Regions from separate parts of the Homo sapiens genome. Here region 2 is linked to region 1. A link is an interaction called in ENCODE POLR2A ChIA-PET data of the cell type or tissue named here. Cell type or tissue: CD4-positive, alpha-beta T cell. All regions are shown on one strand. Each heading gives the region's core, and the rest is flanking DNA. Links, peaks and the distances in the headings are about the cores only.

Evidence for each region. ChIA-PET counts read pairs that join two places held together with the same protein. Peaks named below come from ENCODE experiments on the same cell type or tissue, not always from the same donor. Only the 100,000 strongest peaks of a DNase experiment are listed, where the experiment ranks them.
Region 2: POLR2A ChIA-PET joins it to region 1 with 6 read pairs; 4 of 35 experiments call an interaction of 5 or more read pairs at or near these places.

The regions. Positions count from the first base shown.
Region 1 is chr1:236,172,783-236,177,162 of GRCh38, reverse strand. All of the region lies in intron 2 of GPR137B (G protein-coupled receptor 137B), which reads right to left. Among named protein-coding and RNA genes, the nearest start is that of GPR137B, 32 kb to the right of the region's middle. In CD4-positive, alpha-beta T cell, for the core only: no CTCF peak of the experiment used is centred there; no DNase peak of the experiment used is centred there.
Region 2 is chr1:236,301,970-236,306,349 of GRCh38, reverse strand. No RefSeq gene overlaps it. Among named protein-coding and RNA genes, the nearest start is that of ERO1B, 22 kb to the right of the region's middle. RefSeq lists an enhancer at 2,172-2,481. In CD4-positive, alpha-beta T cell, for the core only: no CTCF peak of the experiment used is centred there; a DNase peak (open chromatin) is centred at 2,589.

The sequences.
Region 1 (4,380 bases), core at 1,181-3,680:
ATGTCTTGTAATTAATAATTTACCCACTGGCAAAAATCTCTCACATAACTTTCAGAACCCAGTTCTACCAAAGAACTTTGTCTACCCGGCTCCTGCTCATCCTCTAGATCTTAGCTCAAACAGCACTGCAGCAAACACACCCCTGACCCTCCCTGTACCTCCTCACACGCACACACACCATGGGTACACAGGCAGTCAGGTTTCTCTGACATCTGCTCTCCTGGTCCCTCATATTTTAACTTCACAGACTTATCACAGTTTATAACAAAACAGACGGGTGACCATCTGATCAATGCCTGCGTCTCCCTAGACAGAAAGTCCCGTGGAAAATGAGACTCTCCATTTCCACTCTCTCCATCCACACTGTAGGTGGCAGGGTCTCCACGAAGAAGGTTTAAGAGGGAGGGAGGGAAGAAGGAAGGAGTCAGTCCAAAAAGCATGACGTCAGCTATCAAGGGCTGCCCTTTTATTTCCTATGAATGCTCTAAGCACAGTAGCTGCTAGATCTTCCCCTGGCTAGTGGGAAAACGACCCGTCACAGGGGAATTAAACAACTTTCTGGGGAGGCGGAAAGGACTGCAGGCTTCTCCCTGCACAGCCCTGTGCTGGGGGCTGGCTGCTCATCAGGCTCGTGCTGAGAGAGTGGGATGAAGATGAGGCAGCCCGGGCCCCCAAGCAGCTCAGGGGGCAGGAAGGTGCCACAGTAAGGAACGTGTGTGCCCTGGAGGAGGGACAAAGTACTTGCATCGGAGAGATGAGCGAGTCGGACATGCAGGAGGGGACCCGCCACCCCAGCATGGCTGCAGTGGGATGGGAACAGTGCCCCCCACCCCCCAAGAGCTGTGTGATGATGGAGAGCGCTGTGAAGTCTTAGGGATTCGACCTCATGTGTCATGATACACTCAGAGCTTTTCAAACAGAAACGTTAATGATTTGCCATGGACAGATTCTTTTCCAGGCCCTGATCGCTGAGCAAGGCCCCTCACTCTCTCATGTCACAGGCCCTGCTGTTCCCTCCGCACCTCCAACCTCTTCCCCACCAGACTGTGGGCATGAGAGGGGCAGCCCCACCCTCCCACATCCCCAGCCTCAAAATGCCATGCCGGGCTCCCACTAAGTGCCTATCCTTCAATTCTATGACACACTCTTTGCTTCATGTTTTCATGTTTCCACGGTCGGGATCATCTTGCACTATGGAACACTGTGCATTCAACATGGGAGTGTTTCTTCTCTTCCTGGAACCTGTTGTAAAGCCCTTGGTGTAGGTCAGAATCAGGAAACTGAAATTTGCATGCAACCTTCAGCCAGTCACCTAACCAAGCAAGCCCCGCTGCTTCCTCCTGTCTAGGGCTGGAGGTGTTCCGTGTCAGTCTCTTGAGGCCATGGAGTGGGCGAGGGAAATAATGCCTGTGGAGCTTTGAGGGCAGCCCCTGGCTTACAGGGAGGTATTACGGTTTTCATGTGCTCTGCCCCATGTTCTCTCAGTGATGGGGGAATCAGGGGAGGGGGGTATGGGCCAAAGGAGCTGTGGAGAGAGACAAAGGCAGGGCCGCTTGGGAGTTACCAAAAATCTGTATTCCAGATTCTCAAAAGCCCTGCTTTTATTGTTTTATCCGCTGTGCTTTTGTGAAGAGCGCTAGATGGAAACATCCAGAACCCGCGTGTACACACACTCCATGCAGCAGCCTCTGGGGAACGCACTGTCTGGCCACTTACATTTTCCAGATGATTCCTCGTGGGTGCTGTCTGAAATACAGTTGACCCTTGAGCAATACAGGTTTGAACTGTGCGGGGCCACTTATGTACGGATTTTCCTCCACTGCCACCCTTGACACAGCAAAACCTTCCTCTCCCCTCTCCTCCTCCACTTACTCAGCATGAACACAATGAGGATGAAGACCTTGATGATCACCCACTTCCACTTAATAAGTAGAAAATTTGTTTTCTCTTATGATTTTCTGTATTTTTTAAGAGACAGCATCTCCCTGTGTCACCCAGGTTGGAATGCAGTGGCACAATCATGGCTCACTGCAGCCTCGAACTCCTGACCTCAAGTGATCCTCCCGTCTCGGCCTCCCAAAGTGCTGGGATTACAGCTGAGAGCCACTGCACCTGGCCTACACTCTTCCTCAGAAAATATGCTTGTTTCTGTAGCTTCAATCATGACTTTTGTATGACTGAGTTCAAACATCTTTCGTCTCAAGCCATGCCTTTGATCTGAGTTCCAGACTCATTTCCCTAACAGCCTGCCATTCGGAGGCCCTGCCCCCTCAAGCCAGCATGTCCCAAACTCAATTCCCAATGTCCTTTTTTTCTGAGTTGGGGTCTTGCTCTGTCACCCAGGCTGGAGTACAGTGATGCAATCCTAGCTCACTGCAGCCTTGAACTCCTGGGCTCGAGCGATTCTCCCACTTCAGCCTCCTGAGTAGCTAGAACTACAAGTGCATGCCACTGCACCCAGCCCCAGTGTCCCTCTTCTAGCACGCCTCTAAGTGTTCCTATTTCTGTTAAAGGTGCCATAGCTTTTCATAGACTCTAACTGTAATGTTCTTCTTTGATTCCATCCACCCCCTATATAATCCATTGTCAAGGTCAGTAGATTCTTCATTCCCACTCTATCCATGCCTCCTGTGCCAGCCTCACACAGTCTCATGCCTCTGACCAGAACTAATGTAGTTTCCTAATTCATCTTTGCCCTAAAGCCCCACCCCGCATCTTCCAGAACCCAGCACTCAAGAGGCAGCTCAATCTATGGACAGGCTACGTGCTCATCAAGCTGGTCAACTCCATGTTTTAAACATGGCCAGGTGTCTCCACCTCCTGTCTTTCTGCAAGCTGACTTTTCTGCCTGGAACCTTCCTCCTTCTTGATTTTTATCTATCAAATCCTATTCTCAGAGCCTTTAGGAGGCTTTGTTTAGTCTACTCAACAAAAGCCTGTTATTATCTTAGGAAAGGAGGCTGTGTTGGGAGATTTAAAACAATATGGAAAAATATGTGTGACCTAACATCAAGTTAAAAAGTCAGGATGCAAAATTGGAAATGCAATATAGACATCAACTTTGTCTTGGGAAATCTGTATAAAAACCTATAATGGAATACATCATTGTATTTCCTTAGGGCTGGAGGGGGGTTTATGCTGGGAGGAGGGAAAGTTCAGTGGACTTGCTTGCTTTCTTTCCACATGTCTATATTCACAAAATGTCTATCTTTTTCTATTGTATAATTTTTTTCCTAATATCCTTGTTATCACTTTTATAATGCAAAACCATCTTGCAAAACAAGTTTTTTTCCCTCTATGCCTGCAGCTGTGGTAGAAAGGGAGCGATCTGGAGGTGTGGCGAGAGAGTTTTCAAAGGAGGCCAGAATAAACTGTATCAAAAAAGTATGTTTCCACAGAAAGAATTTTGTACACTGCCCCCAATACTACTGCCTTTTAACCTAAACCATAGGGCCAGGATAAATAGCTCATCCTGGCATGATGACAGAAATGACCCAAAGAAATAAAACAATCAGTGTGACCCAGCATCTGGGAAGACCACATTGCTTGTGGGACCAGAAGGATCAGTGCTGCTGGTCAGCAAATGCAGGGATGAGGCGAGTCTTCAAGGCAGCCAACACAACAGTGCCCGACACCTCCTACTGTGAGAGGACAGAAGCAAGGGGTAAAGCATTGTTTAAATTTATCTCCCAATACCATCGATTCCTTCCTTCCTTTCTTCCTCCTTCCCTCCCTCCCTCCTTCCTCTCTCTCTCTCTCTCTTTCCCTACCTGTCTTTCTCTCTTTCCCTTCCTTCGTTTCTTCCTTTCTCTCTCTCTCTTTCCCTCCCTCCCTTCCTTTCATCCTTTTCTTTCTTCTTTTTTTTTTTTTTTGAGACAGGGTCTTGCTCTGTCACCCAGGCTGGAGAGCAGGAGTGCAATCACAGCTCACTGCAGCTTCAACCTCCTAGGCTCAAGCGAGTCTCTCACCTCAGCATTCCAAGTAGCTGGGAATACAGGCGCGCACCACTACGCCCAGCTGATTTTTTTATTTTGTAGAGATGGGATCTTGCTCTGTTGTCACGGCTGGTCTTGAACTCCTGGGCTCAAGTGATGCTCCCACCTCAGCCTCCCAAAGTGCTGGGATTACAAACATGAGCCGCTGCTTTTTCACTTAAAGAAAGGGAAAAGCATGCCAGGCATGGTGGCGTGTACCTGTAATCCCAGCACTCTGGGAGGCTGAGGCGGGAGAGTCGCTTGAGTCCAGGAATTCAAGACCAGCCTGGGCAACATAGCAAGAACCTGTCTCTAAAAAAAAAAAATTTTTTTTTAATTAGCTGGATGTGGTGACATGCACCTGTATTCCCAGCTACTCAGGAAGCAGAGGCAGGAGGATCGCTTG
Region 2 (4,380 bases), core at 1,257-3,756, 130 kb before region 1:
GAGATACTTACCTTACTCAGCTCTCCTTCCATATATTGTATATATAGTACAGTACTTGATTCCTTCAATGACAGATTGCTAGGAGCCTGGAATATGAATGTCAGGATTGGGAGTTGGGAGTTGGTACTATATACACTACTAAGTCAGTTACGGTTCTGCTATGTTTAAGAACATGACCCCTGGAGCCAACTGCCTGGCTCAGATTCTGTCTCCACCGCTTAGTAACTGAGCTTAGGCAAGTTGCATAACCCGTCTGTAAAATTGGGGATAATAAAATATCTACCTCGGTGGTTGTTCTGAGGATTGAACAAGTTAATACTTAGAACAGGGCACCATATAGTTGTTTGTTATTATGGGGAAAATATTACTTTGAAGAGCTGAGGAAACTAGCGCTCAGAGAAGCTAATTGGCTTATCTAAAGTCACACTAACTAAAAAAAAAAAAAGAGTAGGTGCTGACATTTGAACTCCAGTTTGTCTACTTCGAAACATAGTATTATAGTATTCTGGTCCTTTCACTCCACCACAAATGTTCTTATATGATGTTGGGTTTATCTGATTGTTCTATGTTAGGCTTGTCTGATTGTTCAATATACCTTTTTTTTGTTTTCTTTTGAGATGGAATCACGCTCTGTCGCCCAGGCTGGAATGCAATGGCACGATCTCTGCTCACTGCAATGTCCACCTCCCGGGCTCAAGCAATTCTCCTGCCTCAGCCTCCTGAGTAGCTGGCACTACAGGCACCTACCACCAAGCCTGACTAATTTTTGTGTTTTTAGTAGAGATGGGGTTTCACCATGTTGGCCAGGATGGTTTCGAACTCCTGGCCTCATATGATCCACCTGTCTTGGCCTCCCAAAGTGCTGGGATTACAAGAGTGAGCCACTGCACCAGCCTGTTCAATGTAACTTATAAGTTCAATATAAGTTTATATATAACCATGTTTTGCTGCAAATCCTGGTTGCATCTGAATCCAGTATATTATAGAAATCAATGGAGGTAATTTTAGGTCAATAGCCTTCTAAATGATCAAGACTGATTCTCTAAAGAGGAAAGCAGGTTCAAGTCAATAGATGAACGTTAATAAGGCAAAGCTGGTATAGGTCCTATAACCCAGAGGGCGGGGGTAAAAGAGTCTCTCCAGAGACAGTGGATTCCAAATATTAATTAAAAGTTTTGTTCTTTTAGTGGAGAAAATGAAAAGCTTTTCACTTGGTGCTTGTTTGGGGATGCGGTAGAATAAATTTGAGACTGGGTAATAAACCGTCAGTAAAGCCTAGAAATTGAAAGAGGACTCCTGAGCTGAATGGCCTTGCAAAATTAATGTACAGCAAAAAGTTCACCCAAAAACACTTACAGCAGTTCGACATCTCTCTATCAGCGAAGGCCTTCTAAACAGCAGGTGCTCAGTAATAGTCATAAAACCTCAGCTAAAAGCAGCTTAATGTGATAATTTATTTACAGATAAGGAAACCAAGGCCGTGACAGATGACTGACTTGCACAATGTCACCCAGTGAGTTAGCAACAGAATGAAAACTAGACTCCAAGCCCATATACATCAGTGGATGGGCCCAGGTCCCTGGAATCGAATTCTATGGAGCCATATCCTACATTGCCTGTTGTTGCCTGTTAGTTTAGGGTATTGTGAACTATTTCTGAGCTTCAGTTTCCTCATGTCTAAAATAAAAGGGAGAGCAGCCCTTGCTTCATCACACTGTTGTTCTGAGGATGTGATCCATGAAAAGCCTTCGCCATAAAGCCTGGCACAGAGGAAACGCTCAGACGTTAGCTCTTACTGAGATTGACAGCCCGCACAGTGCACCTTCAACTGCACAACTGCATTTAATAAATAAAGGAGGAAAGTGGAATAAAAGGATCATTTTATTGGGTTGATACAGAAAGGTACTTCTCCCCCAAATCAGTTCAAAGCAGTAAAAGCTGTGGACAACCTGCACTTGCTGGGTTTAACCAGGCCTGGGACTAGGCTTCTCACGAAGCAGGTTCACTCAGGCCTCTGGAGTCCATTAATAACAGGTGGTAACTAGCGTTTCAGTGGGGCAGTCAGACTCTGTGGACAGGTAAATCTGGGCACGTTTAGGTGAGTAGGCTGTGACTGCTTTCGCAGGCTGAGGGGAGAGTCACATTCGGCCTGCCTCTCCCTCTTGCTTTGCTTTAAAGGCTGCTTGATTCTCACCCTTTTTGAGCCCCAAGGTCATGGGCTACCCTGGAGGCTAAGCTCCTGCCCCTGCTTACTACCCAGGGCTGCTTCCTCTGGTTGCTACATTGCATACTCCACTGGGTGACCTGGAGACCCAAGACAAGACTCCAAACACCACAGTGCAAGACAAGCCACTGCAGGGCCCTGGCCCAGGGCAAAGAAGCAGGTTTGGGCATGAAGGAGGAAGTGAGGGCATTGAGCTTTGGGGCCTTCACCGAGGGCTACTAGCAGTTGGAGGGGGATTTTTCATGTGCTTTGGAGTAATCGACTAATTCTTGTCTTTCATTTTCTGAGACCTGTGCTCTAGATGGGGACAGCCTGAGCCGTGCAGATGTCCACATCTTACTGGAGACTGCAGGGGGTGCTGAGGGGCTGCTGTTGGGTCTGGGCTTCTTAGAGCGCTCCTTGGAGGCACATGTGTTGGCCAAGGCACAAGCCCAGGCTCCAGTCCAGGCACCCAGCAGGGCCAGTGCTGCTGGCTGGAACCTATTGCTGGGTATAAGTTGGGATGGGGGTGGGACTGAATTAGGCCCCTTAACGTAATTTCTCTGGGGGAGAAGTTGATGAGGCAGGAGGACAATGAAGTCAATGAAATGCATGAGCCCCAGTATTAGAACTTTTAGTTGTATCCACTTTGCCTCTTAACTTTGGGGTGAAATTCTTCAGCTGCTATTCTCATTCTTCTATGTAAAACTTCTTCTTCCTTCTCCTTCTCCTTATCCTTCTTCTTCTCCTTTTTATAGAAATGGGGTCTTACTATTTGACCAGGCTGGTCTTGAACTCCTGGCCTCAAGGGATCTTCCCGTCTCATCCTCCCAAGGTGCTGGGATTACAGGTGTGAGCCACCACGCCAGGCCCCAAAGTGATTTTTTTTTAATTGTGGTAAAATATGCATAACATAAAATGTATCATTTTAACTATTTTAAGTGTACAATTCAGTGGCATTAAGTACATTCATACTATTGTGCAACCATCACCACTATTCATTCCCAGAACCTTTTATCATCTCAAACAGAAACTCTGCACCCAAAACAATAACTCCCCACTCCTTTCTCTTCCCAGCCACAGCTAATCTTTGTTACACTTTCTGTCTCTATGTGTTTGCCTATTCTAGGTATCTCATATAAGTGGAATCATACAATATTTGTCCTTTTGTGTCTGCCTTATTTAACTTAGCATAATGTCCTCCAGGTTTATCCATGTTGTGGCATACTTCAGAATCTCTTTCCTTGGCCCGGTGCAGTGGCTCACGCCTATAATCCCAGCACTTCGGGAGGCCAAGGCAGGAGGATTACTTGAGCCCAGGAGTTGGAGACCAGCCTGGGAAATACAGCAATCCTGTCTCTACAAAAAATAAAAAAATAAAAATTAGCTGGGAGTGGTAGCACCACTGCACTCTAGCCTGGGTGACAGAGCAAGACACTGTCTCAAAAAAAAAAAAAAAAAAAAAAAAAAAAAAAGAAGAAGAAAGAAATTCTTTCCTTTTTAAGCCTGAAAAATATTCCATTGTATACCATATTTAGTGGATGTATTCATCTGTTGGCCGAAAATGATTTTTGAACAACTAGGCATTTCATTTCCAAGATCCCTAAATGTTTTAAAAATACGTAATAGCCTTTCATGTAAGTAATGTATTCTCTTAAATTTGGAGACTATATACTTTTTAAATATATAAAGCCCTGCCTTGTTTGCTCTATTAACTCTCTTTTCTCCTGAGTAAGTAATTCCCTTTATTTTCTGTTCTCCAGTGTCGGCTTGCCCCAGGTATTTGGTAAGTTTAGACCATGGGCTTATCATTCAGGATCAGAGTCCCTCTACAGTGTCTGTTGCCCTTATTTGTACTCCTTCTTGGGAGAGGGGTGGTCAGAGTCTACAGAGGCAACAGAGACTTATGTCCTGGCCAATTTCTAGTTGGAATGAGGGAGAAGCAGGATGTGCTGCCCACCCTTACAACTCCAGCCTAGAGGCAGATCCCCTCCCACTTCTCACTCCAGGCCCAGAAGAGGGAGAGGGAAGAACCCAGGTGCCGGGACTAGCTTTGTTTGTTTCCTAACGAATTGGCTTGGCTGTTGTCCCAGGGCCTCCTCCTGTGATGATTTCTCCCACCTCCATTTCCACAGGTGTAAAAATGGGCATGAAAGCAGAAAGAATGTTTCCAATAG